4 separate regions of the Homo sapiens genome follow, and all the other regions are linked to region 1. Evidence: chromatin contacts called from ENCODE Hi-C or POLR2A ChIA-PET data. All regions are on one chromosome and are shown on one strand. The core of a region is the stretch at or near the end of the contact, and the rest is flanking DNA. Distances in the headings are between cores, read along the strand shown.

Evidence for each region. Hi-C counts contacts between places; a loop is a spot of excess contacts on that map. ChIA-PET counts read pairs that join two places held with the same protein, here RNA polymerase II (POLR2A). Pooled maps may share reads with other maps.
Region 2: a map of endothelial cell of umbilical vein shows a loop between it and region 1 (12-fold over the local background). The contact joins two enhancer-like sites. A Hi-C loop is called at or near these places in 1 of 168 maps with a recorded cell type or tissue (endothelial cell of umbilical vein), 2 of 37 single-sample maps with no recorded cell type and 4 of 50 pooled maps. POLR2A ChIA-PET finds 5 or more read pairs at or near these places in 1 of 52 experiments (AG04449).
Region 3: a loop to region 1 is called in a map of ascending aorta, with 12 times the contacts of the local background. The contact joins two enhancer-like sites. A Hi-C loop is called at or near these places in 2 of 168 maps with a recorded cell type or tissue (ascending aorta and endothelial cell of umbilical vein) and 5 of 50 pooled maps. POLR2A ChIA-PET finds 5 or more read pairs at or near these places in 2 of 52 experiments (RWPE1 and activated T-cell).
Region 4: a map of endothelial cell of umbilical vein shows a loop between it and region 1 (9-fold over the local background). The contact joins the promoter of DPYSL3 here to the enhancer-like site in region 1. A Hi-C loop is called at or near these places in 5 of 168 maps with a recorded cell type or tissue (ascending aorta, endothelial cell of umbilical vein, esophagus muscularis mucosa and 2 more) and 14 of 50 pooled maps.

The regions. Positions count from the first base shown.
Region 1 is chr5:147,402,678-147,407,876 of GRCh38, reverse strand. It overlaps DPYSL3 (dihydropyrimidinase like 3), which reads left to right. Exons shown (of 14, transcript NM_001197294.2): 8 at 2,147-2,267. Among named protein-coding and RNA genes, the nearest start is that of DPYSL3, 100 kb to the left of the region's middle. Within about 2 kb of position 3,461, at least 22 of the 41 ENCODE cell types and tissues checked have a DNase peak (open chromatin) inside an H3K27ac peak, as active enhancers do; they include ascending aorta, endothelial cell of umbilical vein and sigmoid colon, where a contact is called at or near this core.
Region 2 is chr5:147,477,602-147,482,831 of GRCh38, reverse strand. All of the region lies in intron 1 of DPYSL3 (dihydropyrimidinase like 3), which reads left to right. Among named protein-coding and RNA genes, the nearest start is that of DPYSL3, 30 kb to the left of the region's middle. Within about 2 kb of position 1,296, at least 3 of the 41 ENCODE cell types and tissues checked have a DNase peak (open chromatin) inside an H3K27ac peak, as active enhancers do; they include endothelial cell of umbilical vein, where a contact is called at or near this core.
Region 3 is chr5:147,308,860-147,314,885 of GRCh38, reverse strand. The region is part of intron 4 of STK32A (serine/threonine kinase 32A); the gene reads right to left. Among named protein-coding and RNA genes, the nearest start is that of STK32A, 77 kb to the right of the region's middle. Within about 2 kb of position 4,410, at least 9 of the 41 ENCODE cell types and tissues checked have a DNase peak (open chromatin) inside an H3K27ac peak, as active enhancers do; they include ascending aorta and endothelial cell of umbilical vein, where a contact is called at or near this core.
Region 4 is chr5:147,507,675-147,513,437 of GRCh38, reverse strand. DPYSL3 (dihydropyrimidinase like 3) reads left to right here and starts at 3,370. Exons shown (of 14, transcript NM_001197294.2): 1 at 3,370-3,960. The coding sequence starts at 3,580.

The sequences.
Region 1 (5,199 bases), core at 2,212-4,711:
GTTATACTAGTATAACTAGCACCCATAGAAGGAAACAGATTATCAGCACCTCAGAAACTCCTTTGTATCTAGTGATATTTTTATTGCCATTTAAATAATTTATAATTTTGTGATTAGGGTTCCAGTCACATACAGCATCCCTGAAGTCTGTCTCCTTAATAATACTAGGTCACTTCTATGGAATGCATTCATCTGGTATGTGCTGATTGCATACGTTATCTCAGTTCTCGCTGCCGCTGCTCTGTGTGGTTGGCATTGTTGCGCAGGTAAAGAAGCTGAAGCTCAGAGAGGTTAAGCCCCTGGCTGATCACACTTGAAGGACTGGAAAATGGTTTACTCATCGTGAAGAGACCAGGGTAATCAGCATTGTTTTTGAAGTTTTTCTTAAATGCTGGTCACTGTGGAGATGTGCTGGCAAGACGGATTTCCAGCAGCAGCCAGGGGATTTCAGAGCAAAGTCTATTTTTGTTCCTTGGTTTGTTTTTTCAACCTCCCCTTAGCCTTACCACCCCACCCTCCTCCTTATTCCTGTCTCCTTTTTAGTAAAAAAGCCTCTCAGCCGCAAACCTCTATAGCCGTGGAAGGCCATTTGGGTGAAGTTGGAGGGTGATGTAACCTTCCAAAGATAGTCATGTTGTCAAAGTGCTGAAAAACCTGTAGTGCTTGGGAGGAATGAGATCAAAGGGACCAGGACAGAGGTCCTGGGGGAGCTGAAGTGGTCAGCATGGGTGTGAAGTGGGAGGAGTGATCATAGGAGGAGCCAGCCCCTGTTCAATTCAAGCATACCCAGACACCACCTCAAGTGATGCTGTTCAGAGAGCTGGGACCCCAGGCATAGAGACAGCCGCTCCAGAGTACAAAATTCTGGGTGCTTCAGGAAGGTGTCCATATTCACATATGACCAGGGGCCTCCAAGGTCCCATCCACATGCAATAAAGTGCAGCTTGGGGGAGGCCAGCTCAGCCAGCCAAGTTCTTAGGTCTGTCTGCTGAGCTACACCCACAATGGACAGTGACTGGTTTGCATTATACAGCCATTGGGCATCTGCAAGCTATTTTTGGTATTTTTTTTAAGTGTTGGGCTCCACAGGCTAACCAGAATGTCATATCCATAAAAAAATGAAGTGTTGCCAATTGAATGGAAGAATGTCAAAGTCTCTGCTCTGTGCTGAATTGGACTAACTTACACAAGTTGAGAGTAGACCACTTGAGAGTAACACAGACCCTCAACTGGTTAGAAAATATTATCAACAATAATATCAGTAGCCAACCCTCAAGGGGCACTTACCTTGTTTCCCCATTAGGAATGAGCTAACTGCTTTATAAGGATGAACTCATTTAATCCTCACCACAGCCCAACATGTCAGATCCTATTATCCTCAATTTACAGACAAGGAAACTGAGGCTTTGGGAGGTTGTGCAATGTACCCGAGGTCACCTAGCTTATAAGTGTCAGAACCAGGACTCAGAACCAGGCCATCTGAGAGAGCCTCAGCTCTCAGACCCTGCTTTGTTAATAAAATAAGGGAAAACTTCTAATTTCTTAATAAATGCCACTGGGTTGGTTAGCATATTTGAAAACATGAATTCTACATTAGGGTAAGATGGGAGAGATCAATTATAAAACAAGTCTTTGTGTTGAGAAACCTGGGAATTATTTTCGTAAGAAATGCCTCCTAAAATTAACCCTTTGCTGACCACTTACTGCTGCAGGAAAGGATTTGAGGAACCATGATGCCTAACTGCCTTGGCTGGTTATTTTAGACATAATGGTTTGCTATTGTGTTTGCCCAGAGATTCTGTCCTGAGAAGATTGAGGAGCAAAGGCTTTCATTCAGATGTCACCTTTGTGATAACCACAGAGGCTAAGGAAAAAGTACTTACCCTCTGCCAGACATTGCTCTCAGATGACAATGCTGTGCTATACTATTTTACTAGTGAGGGATAGAGGCACTGGGAAGCTGAGTAAAGTGACACAGTTAGGAAGTGGTAGATCTGAGATGTGGATATAGGCTATCTAATTCCAGATCCTGCCAAAATTATCCATAACCTTTGTGCAGCACTGCATCCTCACAGTTCGTGGAGGTGGGAGCCACCAGTTTGAGAGGTTCATGTTTCTATTGACTCCTGGAGACTTTTTCTTGCAGCTGGAAGCTGAGGCTGTGTTCCGTGCCATCACCATTGCCAGCCAAACCAATTGCCCTCTCTACGTCACAAAGGTCATGAGCAAGAGTGCAGCTGACCTCATCTCACAAGCCAGGAAAAAAGGTGATTTGTGTTTCCAAGATCTCGGAGCCCCTGATGGCACTGTGTGGCTCCTTCCCTCTCTGGTTGTCCTGTGTAATATAAATGGTGCCTACTTTGCTCATTGCCTTGCTCCCTAGGAAGCCGCTCTCCACATCCTGTGTGGATGGGAGGATCCTGGGATTTCTCCCACTTGGCATTTAAGTAAACTGAGGCTCAGGAAGGTTAGATGAGTTGTCCAAGATGACACAGCTTGAACCAGTTCTTCTGAGACTTTGTGCATCTTACTTCTCCCCTTGATCTTTGATTTTCAGTTCACCTTGTCTGAGTTTTATAAACGGACATATCAGTCAGGATTAAATTGGGTGCAAAATTCAAAGATCCTGCTCAAACTGGCTTAAACAAACACAAGTGAATAACCGATTGTAGGTGTTTCAGGTATGGCTAGATTGAGGGGCCTCAACAATGGTATTAGGTGTTTGTCACGCTTACTCCTTTCTTGGCTCTCTTTCCTCTGTTTGGTTTATGTTCAGTATGAACAGTTACAGAATAGATGCTGAGAGGCCCCTGTTGTCCTCAATTTTTGGCAGAGAGCATGATGGGAAAGTAAAATACACCTTTTCCAGCAGGTCAAGCAAAAGTCCCTAGGAGCACTGTGACTGGTCTGGCTTGGGTCATGTGCTCATCCCTGGACCAGTAAACACCCCGGGGATGATATAATCTGGCCAGGATTGAGGCCACAGTGCAGATGCAGGTCACACCTCCTGAGCCACTGAGACTAACACAAGTTATTTTAGAGAAGGGGTTGAGTGGGTCTCCAAAGCATATTGGCCACCATGGCCTTCATGACCCTGGCTGTGTCCCTGCTCCCTGTTGACTTCTGCTTCTTTTCTCCACTGGTGTTAACTTGGGCTTCCTTTGCTTGCCTTGTGCTTAGCTAAAGTTTTCAGAGCTTTCTTTTCTGTTTCTGGTTCTCATCCTCAGTGTCAGACTCGTGGGCTCAGTTGTGAGGCTGGGTAAGGGACGAGTGCAGGTGAGAAGCTGCAGATGTGTGGCTCTGTGTTGGGTTGTGAGAGGATTTACCAGGCCCAGTGATGTGGTTGCTACTGCTGCGTGCCAGTGGCCATTCTGGTAGTAGAGAGGCCCAACATGGGTGATTCATCTACCAAACTGGCCTGTGAAACTCCACGTGTGAGTGATTGCAGTAGCTAAAAATAGTCTCAGCTGACGCTGATGGCTGAGTGTTCAGATGCCTGGCCTTCTGGCACAGGGTGACCCTATTTTTCTTACAAGAGGGGAGGCTTTCACATTGTCTAGACACTCTTCCTAGCTGACAGATTCTGGGGCACCTCCTTCCTTCCTCTGTTCTTCGTAGGCCTGCTGTTTTCTCCTTAGCTTTTAGAAGTTTCAACTGACATGGAGTGGTTGCTCCACTGGGTATGAGTCATTGGGCGAGAACCAGGAAAGCAGCCCAGTGCTCCTCACTCATTCTTGGAGAAAAGCAAAGAAAAGAAAAAGAAGAAGTGTGTAGGAACTCCTTGTGCCCTCACCCAGTGCCGCACACACACACCCCTGCCAACTGTGACCACCCACCGCCCTCATGCCCTCTGCTGAGGCTGCATTCTGCCCGGGACCCATTCTTAGGGTGACCTAGGGCCGCTCGGGACAGGGTGTTTTAGTTATATGCTGGTCTTATTTTAAACTTCATGGACAAAAATTCCTAACCCTGAGCCTTTTGGCACATAATTCTCTGGCGAGCAGAACTAGTACAGCTGTGTCTCCGGGGTGGAATGGGGGTATTATTTCAGGGATGAAAAACTGGCTGCTGAGATTGAAGTCAGTAAACAACTCATGGACCGTCATTCTCAGGGAAACACCCAAGAGCATTCTTTGCAAGACAAAGTGTAGCAGGGTTTGCACTTCCCTCCTGAGCAGGATATGGTTGAAGTCTCAGTGTGTTTAGTCACCAATCATCAGGGCTCTTTAACTATATGGCTGCTCAGAATTAATATTAGAAAGCTACAATTTAATGAGGAACAGCTATGTGCCCTGCACTGACATAAATACTTTAATTTTTTTATTGTGTAGAATTCTCAAAGAACTCTGAGAAATAGGCATTTCTCAGAAATGCCTTTTTTCAGATGAAATTGCAGCACAACTTGTCCAGGATCTCCCAGCTGGGAGAGCTGGTATTCAAATCTAGGTGTAATTACTATCTTAGCTTCTTTTACTCTTCCATGCTAAACATAGTCCAGAGGGAGATTTCTTCCACTTTTAAGATTCTATTTCTTTCAATAGTAGTTGAGTGCTTGCTGTGACTTTCATTTCTTCATATCTTTATGGTCCTGTATCCTTTAGTGTGTAAGTATTTTTGGAGAGCCCTTGAATTCTCATCACTTGGATTTTTTTTTACTCTCACCCCCAAAAGCAGGGCTGTCCAATGTGAATCATTGCCATCGCTTCCTTCTTTTGCCTATGGCAGACATTACTAATTAATCATGAGTCTTTTCTACTGAGACCCCGCGCATTATTAGAATTTTTCCCTTCATGGAATTCTAGGCAACTATTACCAGTTGAATGGAGTTGAAACAAGGCAAAATCTATTTGTGATCCTGGCCATAGAGTGCAAACTTGTGGAGAATTTAACTGTGGAAGTTGGAGGACCAAAGTTAAAGAAGTGCAGGGCTGTATAGGGTAGCTTTGGCCCCAGATTTTGGCATAGAGAAACTTGGTACCAACCACCTAGCTATGAGCTAGCATTTGCTTTCTATATCACTATTCCTTCTTCTTAAAGAAGCTAAACAGCTTAGATCAGTGTATATTCCAATAGCCTTTATCCCCTCTCCATGGTTTGGGTAGTTAGGCCTCTAATTTTTGAGGCAGAATCCAAGAAGCTAGTCTCATATTTGATGTGTCCTAGGTTATTGGGTGACTTTTACCAAGTCATCATGTTAGG
Region 2 (5,230 bases), core at 47-2,546, 77 kb before region 1:
GCCATGCAGAACTGTGAGTCAATTAAGCCTCTTTCCTTTATAAATTACCCAGTCTAAGGCAGTATCTTTATACCAATGTGAAAACAGACTAATACAACCTCCTTCTTTTAGAAAAAAAAATCAGAAGTAATCTTATGCGTAAGCTCAATACAAGTGAAACTGCTTTGATAGAGACTTTCTCAACCTTCCTTTTATGTGCCCAGCCTCTACCCCTTGGTGGCCTCTGAGGAAGCTCAGTGGAAAAAACGGTCTCTGGTGAACACAGTTGGGAAATCACTAGAATAGATTATAAGTAGGGCCATTCTGGCTCTAAAATTCAAGAGTTCTAGAAATATTGGCACTGAGCTCCACACATTATGTGGCCAATCTGAGCTGATGGTGTGTGCCACCTATCCTTACAAATATAGATCTAGATGGAGAAGAATGGCCATGGGATTTGGTGTCATAATTTCTGATTTTTGAACACTCAGATCCACCACTTCCACAAAGGGTATTACCCCTGAGCAAATCATTTTACTTCTCTGAGCTGATTTCCTCAAATCTATAGATTGTGAAAAGGGTTCTTTCATGATTGGGTTTTATGAGATCCAAACTGATAGCTATTGTTTATCGTGTAATTACTAAGTCCTTGGTAAATTACATTGGGAGAGGCAGGGAACCATGGGTTTTGGGTATCCTTGCATGTTGTTGCTGGTTATAACAAAAATATGAGGCCCTGACTGCTCTTTATCTGGATCATTTCTCATGGTTATGTTTTTAGTGAGCAATCTTGAGTGATGAGGTAATGTTTCCCCTAGACAAAGAGTAGTTTTGCTTCCTCTTACTGTAAAAGTGGCAAATCTTCCTACATCAGTATTATTCTCCTGTAACACAACCCACTGTATGTGCAGGCATCTGGCATCTGTGTTGAACCATGTCTTAGTCCATTTTGTGCTGCTATAACAGAATACCTGAGACTGGGTAATTTATAATGAACATAAATTTATTTAGCTCATGATTCTGGAACCTGGAATGTCTAAGAGCATGGTGCTGGCATCTAGCAAGGCCCTTTGTGCCATGTCATACTATGGTAGAAGGCAGATGGGCAAGAGAGGCAAAAATGAGCAAGAGTTCAAACTCACAGCCTCAAGCTCTTTTATAATTGCCATTAATCCATGCATAAGGGTGGAGCCCTCATGACCTAAACATCTCCCATGAGGCCCCACCTTCAGGCACTGTTGCATTAGGGATTACGTTTGCAATACATACTTTCTGGTGAACATATTCAAACCACAGCAAGCCTTTTGCATCATCCCTGTGAGACTTGGGAGGTGTGGGCAACCAAAGAAAGCCAACATAAAACTCTAGCTAATGCTTTTTCATGAGTAATAAAGTCATTTGTCTCTGACCCAGGAACCTCCTGTCTTCTGCCAGCATCCATGAAATAGTAACAGGCTAATTTGTTAGATTGTAAGTAATATAAAACTTCAGACCCTACACAGTTCTTGACATATTATGTGTAATATATTACATTGTAGTGTATTCTATCATATGATTTTAAATTATTACAGCAGCCCTATGAGGTAGGTAGATTCTAGTAACAGTATTTCATAGATAACAAAAACAGTTTCAACAAGGTTCAGTGACTTGCCAACTGTCACACAGCTATTATGTGGCAGAACTGAGATTAAACCAAGGACTGTTTAATCCCAAAAGTTACACCCTTATCTACATTTCCTCTCTGAATTTTATGAAATAATGCGTATGAAATTTTTTGTAAACTTTAAAGCATTATATACATATGTTTTATTTTTAATAAAAATAGATTTATGGCCAGGCGTGGTGGCTCACACGTGTAATTCCAGCACTTTGGGAGGCCAAGGTGGGTGGATCACCTGAGGTCGAGAATTTGAGACCAGCCTGACCAACATGGAGAAACCCTGTCTCTACTAAAAATACAAAATGAGCCGGGCGTAGTGGCACATGCCTGTAATCCCAGCTACTCAGGAGTCTAAGGCAGAAGAATCGCTTAAACCCGGGAGGTGGAGGTTGCAGTGAGCTGAGATCGCGCCATTGCACTCCAGCATGGGTAACAAGAGAGAAACTCCTTCTCATAATAATAATAATAATAATAATAATAATAATAATATATATATATTCATGATGTGTGCACTAAGAAATTGGTTCATTTCAACAAATCTGTATTGATTGTGGTCCTAGCTTCCTACAGCAGATAAAGCTGCCCATTTAAACTTCTGTGGAAAACCTGGGTTTAGTAATGGTTATGCTGCTTACCAGCTGTGTGACATTGGACAAGATAATTAACATAGCCATATCAGTCTAGGTTCAGCCACCATAACAGAGACCCTACTAGGTGCTTCAGACAGAGGGGATTTGATACAGAGAGTCGATTATACACATGTTGGAAGTTGAAAGAGCGAAAAGAGACATAGACGTTAATCCAGAGAAAATAACTAGAGGAAGTGGCAACCACCCAAGGCTGAATGAATAAGGAGGGGTGCTGCCCTACAGGTTCATTGCCCAGATTTTGGAGGAGGGATCTCTACCTGACTGCTCCTAAGAGGGTGTGGCAAAACTGGGAGTGACAGCGCAAAAAGAAGCTGGAGGCCGGAGATGACTGCCGCTACAGGAGTGATGCTGGCAGGAACAGGCAAACGGGAAAGAGATTCTGTTGTCCTTTCTTTCGCCTTTTATTCTCTACGTGCTGCCTTCTGTTTGCAGAACTTAATAGGAAGCTAGCTGGTTAAGAATTCTGAGTCATGTAGTTTGCAGAGTAGTAGCCAAGTAGAAATCAAAGAGTATAAAGTGGTGAAGGCTGGGCTTAGAGCTGACAAACAGGAGGAAATAACAGGAATAATTGCTGTGCCTTGGTCTCATCACTGTACAATGGGGATAATACCTATATCATTAGATTCTTTTGGAGGATTAAATGAAACACCACTCAGTTGCTTGCTGATTGCAAGTGCCCAATAAATGCAAGCCTTTATATTATTCTTATTATGCTAAGCCTGATTTCTGTGTAGTCTGCTGCCTGTGCCTGTTTTACAGTGGGACTTGGGTGTTATGCTTGCTTCAGGGATTATCAGGCCATCTGGGAAGCTGGCCTTGCTAAGCTCCATGTGGAGAACAGGCTTCAAGACTCAGCATTGGCCCTTGTGAGTCAAGATGGGAACTTTCTCCCCAGAGATATTTAATTAGCTGGTTGTCAGAATGGTGTTGATAGATAAGATGCCTGTCTTAGATTGGCTCTGTGGTTGCTCTGATGTGGGATTCTCAGTTTATTTCATTTGTCACCCTGCTTCCTCTTTTTCCCAAAATAAAACCCCCATTGTGTTTCACCTCCTTTTTTCATTCTCTCTTCAGACAAGATAAAATGTCCTTCACTGAGTTGACAAGACTTGCGCTCCTAAACAGTTGTCCTGTGCACTAGGGATTTATGTTGCAGCATCTCTTAGAATATACAGCCAAAGGCGCTGAGACCTGAATTTCAGCAGCATAGCCCGGCAATTAAGGATTTTGATTGTGGAGTAGACACAACCAGGGTTTAAATCCCTGCTCAGTGTTTTATTAGCTCTATGACCTAGGGCAAATAACCTCTCTGAGCCTCACTTCCCTCATTTCAGTAATTGTATGTGTATCATATGTTGTTGGAAAAGTAAGATAATCCCTGTAGTGCTCTAAATCCAGAATGCTTCACAGTTTGAAAACCCTCAATAAGTAGTAGCTACTATTACTGCCTGTCTACACTTTTTTTTTCCTTTAATTAACTCATGATGTACTCAGGTAGAATTTATTAATGTATACATTCCACAAAAATTTATTGCTCACCTATTAGATGCCAGACACTGTGCAAATACTTGATAAAGAAAAATGAGCAAAAGGCAAGTCTGATCTGGTGGAAATGGAATAAAGTTTTTGTCTTCAGGGTGCTGACAGTTTGGGGAGACAGTGTCCCGAGGCTGACACTTTCCCTGACACACTTACAGTACAGTATGATAGGCAGTACAGTAGGGGTCTCAGAGAAACAAAGGGCCCCAAGGTCCCACAGACAGATAGAGAACCAACCTTGAGGGATAAGAAAGGTTCCCCACAGCCTCAATGTACATTTGAGATAGCCTGGCAAAATATATGTGTATGATATGGTAGTGGAAATGCATGCTGGTGTGTGTGGGGGGCAGAGGATTTCCACACAGAGGATCAATAAAGGAGAGAGCATGGCATGCTCAGGAACCTGAAACACTGTAGACAGTGGCATAAGTTGAGCAAAAGTCAAAGGCAGAGAGGACAGTCAAGGCCAAATTACACAGGGTCATACGGAGTGCATGTAAGGCCACAAAACTTAACAGGCATCTTGGACTCTCTTGGCTGCCTTCTTCTTTCCAAAGGTACCATCTTCTTACACCATACTTCTTAGATGTTATGATGTGTGTCTAACCAATAATCAGTTGTCTCCTTCTTTCTTACTGAGGCAACCCTGATTTTTTTGTTGACAGAGGCAATGTGCCCAGCTTAAAAAACTACATGTTCCAGCCTCCCTTACAGATGTAGTTATGCAGAGCTGAATGCAAGTTCTAGCTGATATTAATGTGTATAAGCTGGAGACGGAGTAAAAATTAAAATGTCAGAGTGTGTATTAAGAAGACCTATGAACTCCCTCTAACAGACCAATGAATACAAAGGGAATGTGTGAAGTTCTGTGAGACTGAGAGATATCTTATGTAGTGCATAACTTAGGATAAATCATTAATTGAAAAACATTTTTATGAGAGCAATAATGAAAAAGAGAGCTCAAAATGTAAGATACAAGAGACATGAATTCTGGTCCTGGCTGTAAAAAGCAAAATTGTGATTCTGGACAAGCTCTAAGAAAGGCAGTCTTCCTTTTCTCTCTGCTTGCCTTTAACATCTTTTCTTTATCTTCGCAGTTTTGCAATTTTAGTAAAGATTTAGGGCCGGGCGCGGTGGCTCACGCCTGTAATCCCAGCACTTTGGGAGGCCGAGGCGGGTGGATCATGAGGTCAGGAGATCGAGACCATCCTGGCTAACAAGGTGAAACCCCGTCTCTACTAAAAATACAAAAAATTAGCCGGGCGCGGTGGCGGGCGCCTGTAGTCCCAGCTACTCGGGAGGCTGAGGCAGGAGAATGGCGTGAACCCGGGAAGCGGAGCTTGCAGTGAGCCGAGATTGCGCCACTGCAGTCCGCAGTCCGGCCTGGGCGACAGAGCGAGAC
Region 3 (6,026 bases), core at 3,161-5,660, 94 kb after region 1:
GCAGTCCCAGCTACTCAAGAGGCTGAGGCAGGAGGATGACTTGAGCCCAGGATGTTGAGGCTGCAGTGAGCCATTTTCATGATCACACACACTGCACTCCAGCCTGGAAGATAGAGCAAGATTCTGTCTCAAAAAAAAAAAAAAAGAAAAAGAAAGCAATAGGTATGAAATGACATCTCATTGTGATTTTGATTTGCATTTCTCTAATGTTTAGTAATGCTCAGGATCTTTTGAAGTGCTCACTGACCATTTATTTATCTTTTAATGTAAAACTACTCAGATTCTTTATCCATTTTTAAATTGCATTTTCTGTTTTTATTATTGACTTGGAAGAAATCTTTGTTCTTTTTTTTTTTTTGTTTTTTTTTGTTTTTTTTTGTTTTTTTTGATATGGAGTTTCGCTCTTGTTGCCCAGGCTGGAGTGCAATGGCACAATCTCCACGCCCTGCAACCTCTACCTCCCAGGTTCAAGTGATTCTCCTGCCTCAGCCTCCCAAGTAGCTGGGGATACAGGTACCTGACACCACACCCAGCTAATTTTTATATTTTTAGTAGAGACAGGGTTTCACCATGTTGATCAGGCTGGTCTTGAACTCCTGACCTCAGGTGATCCACCCACCTTGGCCTCCCGATTTGCTGGGATTACAGGCATGAGCCACAGCGCCTGGCCCCTTTGTATATTGTAAATGCACATCCTTTAGTAGATATATGATTTGCAAATATTTTCTCCCCATTCTCTGGGGTGACTTTTCACTTTTTTGATAGTGACTTTGAAGTATAAAAAGCATAAAAGTTTTCAATTTTGATGGTGTCCAATTTGTCTACTTTTTTTTTTAGTACTTGTTCTTTTGGGGTCATATCTGAGGAACAATTAGTGATTACAAGGTCTTGATCATCTACTTCTGTATTTTCTTCGAAGAATTTTATACATTAAGTTCTTATATTTACCTCTGTTTTCCATTTTGAGCTAATTTTGTACATGGTGTGAGGTAGGGTTCCAATTTCATTCTTTTACATTTGGATATACAGTTGTCCCAGCACCAGTTGTTGAAAAGACAAATTCTTCCCCCATTGAATTTTCTTGGCACCCTGGTTAAAAGTCAATTGACTGGAAATATGAGGCTTTATTTTTAGATGCTCAATTCTGTTCCATGTTTATCCTTATGCCAGGACCACCCTATCTTGATTATTGTAGCTTCATAACAACTTTCGAAACTGAAAAGTATGAGCCCTCCAACTTTGCTCTTCTTTTTCAAGATTGTTTTGGCTAGTCTTTGAATTTATTGAATTTTGAGTCCCTTGGATTTCTATACACATTTTAAGATCAGCTTGTGAATTTCTGCAAAGAAGCCAGCTGAGATTTTGATGGGGATTGTATAGAATCTACAGATAAATTTGAGGCCACAGTGCTTTTTTCACTTAACAGTATACTCTGGAGAGCAAACCACACTAGGAAATAGAGACATTTCTCACTTCTTTTCTCAAGTGTGCAGTGCTGCAATTTATGTATGTCACATGATTACTCAACCTGTCCCCACTTGATGAATATTCAGGTTGTTTCCCGGTTTTTGGCTAATATAAATAGTGCAACAGTGAAAAACTCTATGCATCTATCTTTGTTTGTTGTTGTTGTTATTTTGTTTTGTTTTTTAAGACGGAGTCTCTCTCTGTAGCACAGGCTGGAGTGCTGTGGCATATTCATAGTTCCCCGCAGCCTCCACTTCCAAGGCTCAACCTGTCCTTCCATCTCAGCCTCCTGAGTAGCTGAGACTACAGGCATGTACCACCATGACTGGCTAATTTTTTTTTTTTTTTTTTTTTTGTAGAGATGAGGTCTCACTATGTTGCCCAGGCTGGCCTCAAGCAGCCTTCCTACCTTAGCCTCCCAAAATGTTGTGGTTACAGGTGTGAGCCACCACATCTAGCCCAGTAGTAGTACTGGCCCACTGTGGTTGCCTTCTTGTATTCTGGGCAGTCTAATGTCATTATAGATGTATAGAAGAGGGTTTGCTAAAACAAAGATTTGTCAAAACAAAGGGCAAAGGTATATGTAATGTTTGCTTGATATTGCCAAATTTATCTCCATAGGGTGCATATCATTTTGAATTGCCACCAGCAGTACGTCAGTGCCTATTTCAGCGCTTTCTCTCTCTAGAGTACGTTGTCAAATTTTCAGAGGTTTTTAACAGCAGAAAAACTCATCAATAGACCAAGAAGCTTTGGAATTTATAAAATACTTACTTCTCTGTCTCATAAGCAGCCTTACAAAGCTTTTCCAAAGAAAAAATGCACCTTGAATGCCTTCTTTAACACATATAAGTGATCGCACCCACTCTTGTGTATTTTGTGTGTTTATCCAGAATAAACAGCCATATATCTAAAATTCATAAATGTGGACAACTTAGAATTTATGTAGCTCTTTTGGGCAGTAAACAGAATGAATTTGAGAGAACTACCATATAATATTTATAGTAAGTGTTCAGGCCGGGGGCAGTGGTTCACACCTGTAATCCCAGCACTTTGGAAGGCCGAGGTGGGTGGATCACCTGAGATCAGGAGTTTGAGACAAGCATGGCCAATATGGCAAAACCCCGTCTCTACTACAAATACAAAAAAAAATTAGCTGGGCATGGTGGCAGGCTCCTGTATTCCAGCTACTTTGGAGGCTGAGGCAGGATAATCACCTGAACCTGGGGGGCAGAGGTTGCAGTAAGCCAAGATTGTGCCATTGCACACCAGCCTGGGCAACAAGAGTGAAACCCCATCTCAAATAAATAAATAAATGTTCATTAAAACTTCCATTTTAGCAATAAGAAACTTGTACGTAAGTCTTGGAAGACTTAAAGACTCTTGGTTGGAGTTTATCTCCCCTGTAGTTAGTCTTTCCTGGCCTCTCCTTGACAAACGTAAACTAGATGTTACTCCTCTGTGTTTCCCCCTCTGCCCTTCCATAGCACCCAGGTATTTCTCCATTACAGAATGCTTCAGGCCTGGTGCAGATGACTCACGCTTGTAATCCCAATACTCTAGAAGGTAGCACTTTGGAAGGCAGGATGATCGCTTGAGGCCAGGAGTTCAAGGCCAGCCTGGGCAACATAGTGAGACCCAGTCTTAAAAAGGTGTGTTTTTTGTTTGTTGGCTTCTGTTTTTAAATTAGCCAGTATAGTGGCATGCACCTGTAGTCCCAGCTACTTAGGAGGTTGAGGTGAGAGGATTCCTTGAGCCCAGGAGTTCGAGACTGAAGTGAGCTATGATTTTACCACTGTACTCCAGTCTGGGTGACAGAGCAAGACTCTGTCTCTTAAAAACAAAACAAAACACTTCAGAAATCTAGTGGCAGATGGCTGCATTGCATTATATTGTATAATCACCATTAATATTTTCTTTTTGCCTGAATTGCTCACTAATTGAACAAAGAATTTTGTGCCCTGCTCATTTCTAACCATCAGCAACCCCTGGCATATAGCTTGGTACTTAATGAGCACTTGTTCATTCGATGGTCATTTTACAAATATTTTTTGTATATTCATGTTGTGCAAGGTGCTGAGAATAAAGGACTGAACAAAAGGACATGGTTTCCCTCTTCCTGAAGCCAATCATCTATAAAAGATAAACAAATATTTAACAAACAAATATGTAGTTATAGAATATGGCAAGAATTGTGAAAGAAAAGTGAAGGATACTGTGATAGAAACTAACAGAAGGACCCAAGTTTGATTGCAGGGGTCATGAAAACCTCACAGAAAGTAATACTCATATGTGTGTGATTCAAGACATAAACTATAGCCTCAAATAAAATAAACAAAAATCTACAGTTTGCACAGTAAAAAAGATGGGGGGTGATTTTTAAAAATCATATAACAGGTTGCAGATTAGTTTTTCTTGATATTATGATGATTTTTCTGAAGCCCTGACCTTTCTCTGGACAGAGCATTAAATCATATTTCATAATCTGTCGGCTTACATATACTGGCTCTGGAGATTTAATTTATGAAGCTTCTCAAGGGAGAAATTTTGCTATTATTATTTTCTACAGAATCTCTTGAGATGGCCACCTCAGAGAATAATACAGCCAGTAATCAGGCAAAGGGGAATAACAACATTTTGCTCTCCATATAAAAGGGCAAGCCAAGACGGCATGCTCAGATGATAATGAGGAACAATTAAATCAGTCTCTTGCTTATAAAGTTCATCAAGCATCCAGGAAAGAAAAATAAATGTTAGAAGTTAATACTTTTTGTGCTCCATGACAATCATAGACCGATCACAGAGAAACTAGTCTAAGTTGGAGAGCTTGGGTCACTGATGGGATTGGAAATGGCCACTTGTGATTCAGCAAGTGGCTGGGCAGGCCTGGCTGGCGTGGGAGAGGTGCCCGGCGTGCTGAGTCATACATTGTGACTGGCTCTTCTCCAGAGCGGAGAGACAGGAAGTTCAGCTGGCACAATGTATTGTCTACCCTTTGCCTCTCCAGCCAGAAAGGCAATTTATTTCCTTATTGACCAAGCTACACCATGTTCAGAATTGCAGGTCAGAGGGGGATGAACTAGAATTACTACCAAGTGAAGAGATTCTTACTCAGCCTTCACGCCTTCATCCCAGGCTCTCTACTTTTAATGCACCCAATGTTCCTTTACCCGTCTAGTGATTATAGCCAAACTAGACCAACTGCCTCTTCAGAAATGTTTTGCTTTTCCCCTGTCTCTGCTCTTATCTCAGGGGCTCTACTATTCTCTATTTCTGATGTCCAGCAGTAGAAACGCTACCAGGAACGCAGGAATAATACGACATAATGGTTTTTCTCAGACCTAAGAATATTAAAGTATCAGTGGTGATTTTGTTTTACTAAAATATTTTAATTTATCATGTTAAATGGCTCTTTGAAATTTTTAAGTTGATTTTGCAGTTGTAGCTAATTTTAAAATGTTTGGTTTAAGAGTTGTAAAAGTAATGATACATATATAATAACATTAAAATAAAATATATGTTAATGCTGAGGGTCTTAGAGAATTTGGGAGTCGGGAGTTAGAATCCAGCTTTGTCATCACTTCCTGTTTTTGTGGCTATCGAAAGAAATGGAACGTGTCATCATCAGCATACTTATTTACAGGAACTAGTAGTTGAAGATATATGAAATTATACATGTAATATATTAGTACAGCACCTCAAAAGTAGTAAATTCTTAAAAATATTAGTTGTCTTAAAAAGTGACATTGCATATATACGATTCTTTAAGTTTCCCCAAGAATTTCCTTCTTGAGTTTCCTTTCTACAACTACGCTTTTCAATTCATCAAACTTAGTCACAGTGAGAATACCTCACCCAATTAAACTCCAATCCTGCTTAAACTCAATATGCTTTTAAACAGCAACAAAAATGAACTGGTGATCTATTAAGTGCAATCTAAGGAGAAAAATACAAATCTGCAGGATAGATTCTTGTTTAATTATAACTACAAGTCTCAAATGGATACTTAGAAAATCCTATTCTAATTCTCTACTAATTTCACAGATCTTCTCGGCATCTCAAAATTTCCTATACTCTGACCACCTTCATTCTCAGTGGATGGCCTCATATACCACAGGGAAAACACAGGCAATGGCATAAGAACTATTTCATCTGCCCTCTGAGAAGCCCAGCAGCTCACACACATACAGACTTCAAACTCTGCTTTCTCTCCTAGTACATGAAGGAAGGGTCCCCACTTCCACCTAAGGTCAGCTCATTCACCTGTGCCCTGAGTCACATTCATCTCACCACCTGCAGGACCTGACTTGGCAATCATCCCCGCTCTTTACTACATTACCAATTTCTTCCTCTCAGTTGGCTCATTCTTGTTACCATTCAAACTTGTCTATGTACATCCTAAAATATATGTAGGAATATATATAAATAGAATACATATTTATAAATAATAAATAACATACATAAATAATGTATGAATAATAATATAAAAAATATAAAAAACAAATATTTTATTGTAGCCAGTAATATACACAAGAGGATAATAGAACATGACCAACTAG
Region 4 (5,763 bases), core at 2,121-4,620, 110 kb before region 1:
TCCTCATGACAGCGATCTATTATGGGTGTTTTTTTAAGAGCACAAGTTCTGTCTGAATCAGCTAGTGGGAAGTTTGAATTCCAGTTTGAAGTACTAACTGATACTTCAGGGAAAGAACTCAACTTCACTAAGGCTCATTTTCTCCATGGATAAAATGGAAATAATCATCACTTCAGATTTATGGGGTTCTTATGAAGGTTAAGGCAATGTTTATGAAATTCTAAGCACAATGGCTTGCTCCAGGAATGAAGTCCATAATAATTCTATTCAGTGGGAGGCAAACATAAAGGAGAAAAACACAAATAGGTTAAGCCAGACATTTGCCTAAAGCCACATAGTTGCAGAACTGGAGCCAGATCAGCCATTCCCATTTTAGTCTTTCTAAAATTTTAATAGGCTGCTGTACTTTCTTAATTAAACACATATGTGTACATGTAACTGTTACTTTTAAATGTGATACTTTGTCAACAAATGTAATTATTGTGCCTATACACTGCATCAGACATAGTGGTGAGGCAATGCAGCTATAACAATGGGGCTCACGTACAACTACGAAGTTCTGTTTGTATGCCCATGTTCCCATGCAAATATGCACATAAAAGTGTGTGTCTACATTCAGAATGTGCCCTCTCTCAAAGTAAACAGACTCTGCACGTATCCTCCTTCAAGTTATGACTCTTTTGTAACTTGGACATTCATTCAGAGCCTCTGCTTCCTCATTAGTAGAAAAGAAATAATAGGCCAGGTGCAGTGGCTCACTTCTGTAATCCCAGTACTTTGGGGGGCCAAGGTGGGCAGATGGCTTGGGCTCAGGAGTTCAAGACCAGCCTGGGCAACATGGTGAAACTCTGTTTCTGAAAAAAATACAAGTTTAGCTGGGCATGGTGGCACACCCCTGTGGTCGCAGCTACTCAGGAGGCTGAAGTAGGAGGATTGTTTGAGCCCCAGGGGTCAAGGCTGCCATGGGCTGTGATCGGGCCACTGCACTCCTGCCTTTCCCATCTGTCTCAAATGGGAGATGCTGTCTCAAACAAAAAGAAATGCTAGTACCAGACAGGTAAGGTTATTAAGATTAATTAAGATACTGCCTGGATGTCCTTAGCGCAGAGCCTGAAACTAATAAAACCTGGATAACCCTTAACTGTAATTGTTCTGAAGCAGCACTCACAGGAAATTCTGAGTCCATCACCAACCAGCATTTGTTAAGAAGGAGCAGCTGCCCAAAGGAAGTCAGCTTAAGAAGTCATAAATAATTCTGATAGAGCACAGGCAGTTTAGCAAGTGGCTTTCTCTTCACTGGGGATTGGGTTGTTGTTGTTGTTGTTGTTTTGTGTGGAATTTTGCTCTGTCGCCTAGGCTTGAGCCCAGTGCCGCAATCTCTGCTCACTGCAACCTCCACCTCCTGAGTTCAAGCAATTCTCCTGCCTCAGCCTCCTCCCAAGTAGGTGGGACTACAGGCGGGTGCCACCACGCCCGGCTATTTTTTACATTTTTAGTAGAGATTGGGTTTCACCATGTTGGCCAGGCTGATCTTGAACTCCTGACCTGAGGTGATCTACCTGCTTCAGCCTCCCAAAGTGTTGGGATTACAGGTGTGAGCCACTGCGCCTGGCCAGGGGATAGGTTTAAATTGTGTCAACATACCTGTCTTTGATCTAAGTTCAGGCCAACTTCCATTCCTCAATATTTTGTGGCTGTCACAGACCTGAGACTGACATTCCAGTTTCCGGAGCCTTTGTTCCACTCCAAAATCAGAGTTCAAAGGTTAATTTCATCAAATTCTATGTGGATGCCTTCAAAGAGTATGTCTATGCGCACAAAGAAGCCGGCCATATGCTTATGAGCATTAAATGAGTTAATATATGTGAAACAATTATAATAATGACTGGCACATAGCAATAACTCCATAAACATTTTCTGGTGCTGCTGTCGTTGTTATTGTTATCCTCCATTTGTTCAAAAAGAATGTATCAAGTGCCTGTAGATGTTCTGGGCACAAGATATACAAAGGTGAACTGAACAGACCAGATCTCTGCCTTTATGGAGCTTAGCATGTATGTGTCCATACTTGGGAGGGGGAGTGTTTAGTTCACAAAATAAACAAAGTTCTGTAAGTTGAGCAGAACAGTGAACGGCTGTGCTACCTAGATGGGTGGTAATAGACTACATTCTTGGTGAGGACAGGCCGATCTCTCTTGTTCGACACTGTTGCTCCAGCATCTTGTGAAAGCCATAGTGGGTACCTGATTTATGTTGGTTGACTAAATAAATAAATGGGTGACTTTCTGAGAGGGAGCACAGTTAAATCCGGCACAACAGGTTTTGGGTTTAGGTGGTGTGTGCAGATATGATGTAAGGTATGTAGTTTGCAGGTTCTGTTTATGTGGCAGAGTCGGCGTCAGAGTATACGTGGGTGGACGTGGGGAAGAGAATGAGGTTATGAAAGCACAGATGTACATAAGTAAAGTCTGCATACATCTGAGGTAACATGAAAAGCAAAGTCTTTGGTTGTGTGATTTTTGAAGTAAATCTGGGCTTAGGTGTGAATCTAAGTGTCGGTTCCGACTGAGGTAAACCTGGACTTGTGTCAGTGTGTGAGATTAAAATCTGGGGTTTGTTGTATGAGGGACAGAGCATCAATGAAGAGTGCTTTGCAAGGCAAAACCTAAGAATGTGTGTGTGTGTGTGTGTGTGTGTGTGTGATCTGAAATGAGGCAAATTAGGGGTGGTAAAAAGCAAACTAGGATATTATATAGAAGCTAAGAAAGGGCTTATGTGAGCCAAAGGGCTTTTGTGACTCTCAATGAAGTAAGAGGGCTTCTCTCTCAGTGTGTGTTTGTGTTGTGTGTGTAAGCCAATTCAGGACTTCATGTGAGAGTGTGGGTTTGCAAGGCAGATTCTAGAACTGGGTGTAGTTATGAGTGTCATCCTAAAGATCAGGATGAGGCAAGTCCGGGGTTCCGGGTAGGATTGTGAGTCTGTCGTAAATTTGAGTTTGTATGTGTTAGTTGTAAATCAGGACTTGGCTTTGAGATGAATCCACCTGGGTCAGCTGGGTTTTTGTGCACGAGGGACGTCAGAAAGCTTTGTGTTTGTGAGGCAAACTAGGGAGTTAGTGTGGGTGAAGCAGTCAAGTGCTGGAGTGTGAACATTTCTAAGACGTCTAAATTGCGCGAAAGTGTGTGAGGCAAGGCTGTTGCGCGAGCGGGCAGTGTGCGCCTGTGTGTGCGTGTGCGCGCGCGCCAAGTTTGGTTTGTGATTGTGATGGGCACCGACGCTGCGTCAGCCCGGGAGGCCACGTTAGGGTTGGGGGTGCGTGAGGAGGTGCGGCCGGGCGAGAGGTCCAGCGAGTGAGCCAAGCGCGGCGCTACTCTGGGCCCCTGCTCCGCGCGCTAGCTGGCTGTGTGGCTCGCTGGCTCGCTAGGGACAAGCAGGAATCGGAGCAGCACTGCCGCCTCTGGCGCGAAGGCTCAGGCGCCTCCTCCCGCCACAGTCACTGTGGCTCGGCGCACGCTGCCGGCGGCTGCCCTTTCCGCCTCTGGGGAAGAAAAACCCGCGGGCCGCTTTCGTGCTTGAACCATGGCCTCGGGCCGGAGGGGCTGGGACAGCTCCCACGAAGACGATCTGCCCGTGTACCTGGCCAGGCCGGGCACCACGGACCAGGTCCCGCGGCAGAAATACGGCGGCATGTTCTGCAACGTGGAGGGCGCCTTCGAGAGCAAGACGCTGGATTTCGATGCCCTCAGCGTGGGGCAGCGGGGCGCGAAGACTCCTCGGAGCGGCCAGGGCAGCGACCGAGGATCGGGGAGTCGGCCCGGGATCGAGGGGGACACCCCGCGCAGGGGCCAAGGCCGGGAAGAGAGCAGGGAGCCCGCGCCCGCCTCCCCCGCCCCCGCCGGGGTAGAGATCCGGAGCGCCACCGGCAAAGAGGTGTTGCAGAACCTCGGCCCCAAGGACAAGGTAAGGGGGCCCCGGGTCACTTCCCTCCTTGCCTTCGTTCCTTTCTCCAGCCCTGGCCGCCATGGCCCGGGCACAACTTTCTCCAGCTCACTTTGCACGGGGCTGGGGGACAAGGAGGAGGAAAGGGTCATCCTCCACTGAGCGTAGCGCGACTTCCTAGCCCAGACCCTGGATTCGCGCGTGTCGCCACTTGCAGCATCTTCGTGCAAGCGCGGAAGGGATGCCCGGGTTCCCCTGCCTGGAGCCGCGTCCTTTGCCCCTGCCTCCTCGCCGCACTCCTGGGCCATCCGGTCTGGGTGGGTGTGTCAGCCCGGGAAGGCTTAGTGATTTCCAGCTCTTCTCTCTAGTAGCCAACAGCACAATTGTCTTGCCCCCCTCTGGCCCTAGATTAAATCTCAACCCGGGTCACCACGGCAGAGGGCAAAGTGATGCTGGGAATATGGGGGTCATCTCCATAGTGCCCGGATGAAAGTACTGGAGGGGCGGTCTCCCCTCTCAGTCTTCAAACATCAGCTCTGTCCCTGAAACTTTTGGGTGTGGAGCCTCTAGACTAAACACGCGAATCTCTCTCTATGCCTCGCTTGTGTCTTAGCACGGCATTTCACATCTGTGTTTGTAAAGAGTGTATTTGTGTACATAGCTTGGCACAAGACTGGGTATTACAGGGGTCCAGCTGCCTCTGCAAGAATAGCATTATATTTTAGAAAATAGACGAGAGTATTAAGAGTGCACATTAAACTAGCATGAGATGCAAATTCCCTGCTGCTCTTAAATGTGCCAAAGCCAATTTCTTCTGTATGTGTATTTTTGAGAAACTTATGTCACACTGAACTGACTGAAGGGATGGCATTGAAATCTAGCTTGCCCTGATTTATGTGTCTATTTCACAGAGACTCAGAGATGTAGTTCAGAAAATGCAGGGCCTGGCAGGGCTGGAGACTTCAGAGTTCAAACTGAAGCTTTCAGTTGGGGAATAATAATAATCAGATGCCCTCACCCTTGTCTAGGTAATGGCCGCAAAATCCATCCGCATGTATTATTCTGCACTAATATGGTTAGGAATAACAACCTGAAATGGAAATGTCTGCCTCAGAGCAATTACAGTTAATGCTTATTCAGGTTTTAGTTGTTTTTCCATTAAAATGCAATGAGCTAGTGAAAGAACAGCATCTCTGTTCACTGTTTGATTTTTGAAAGTTTAGACAAACCAACCAACCAACCTTTGACTACTAAGACCACCAGGGAAAATAAGTGCTGAAGTTAGTGCTGTTCAAGGGTACCACTTGGAAAACAATGTCGGCTTCCTCTGAAATCATTCATTTAGTTTGTGATTTTCACATCATCCTTTTAGTGCGTGATTCCCCTAAGCCCTTGCTTACCAACGTTTTAGGGAAAACTTCTGATATTTTGCAAATGTTTTGGTTGATATCTAAACTGAAGAAGAACCCTATAGAAAGGTTATTCCTTTCTTCATGTCTGACTTGTCCATATTGAAATGTTCCCTTCCTGACTGGAACGGGCGGGAGTAGTGATGGAAAAGGTCGGTAACAATTGCTGTGAGTCAGTGCTATTCCCTTTGCTGAAACACCCCTGATGTAAGCCAGATAATATGCTGGGTTTGCAAGATTTAAGAATGGTAACTAGAGAAAGGGAAAATATTCCTCCTTTAAACCTAGCAATTCTCCCGTTTTCCTCCCTTTTGCAAACCCTATACTTTTGGCTACTAATTGAGAAATAATAATACAACCTAGGCATCAGCAGGATTTCTAGTGCTACATAGTCATTTGTAAGTTTGGGCTTGCC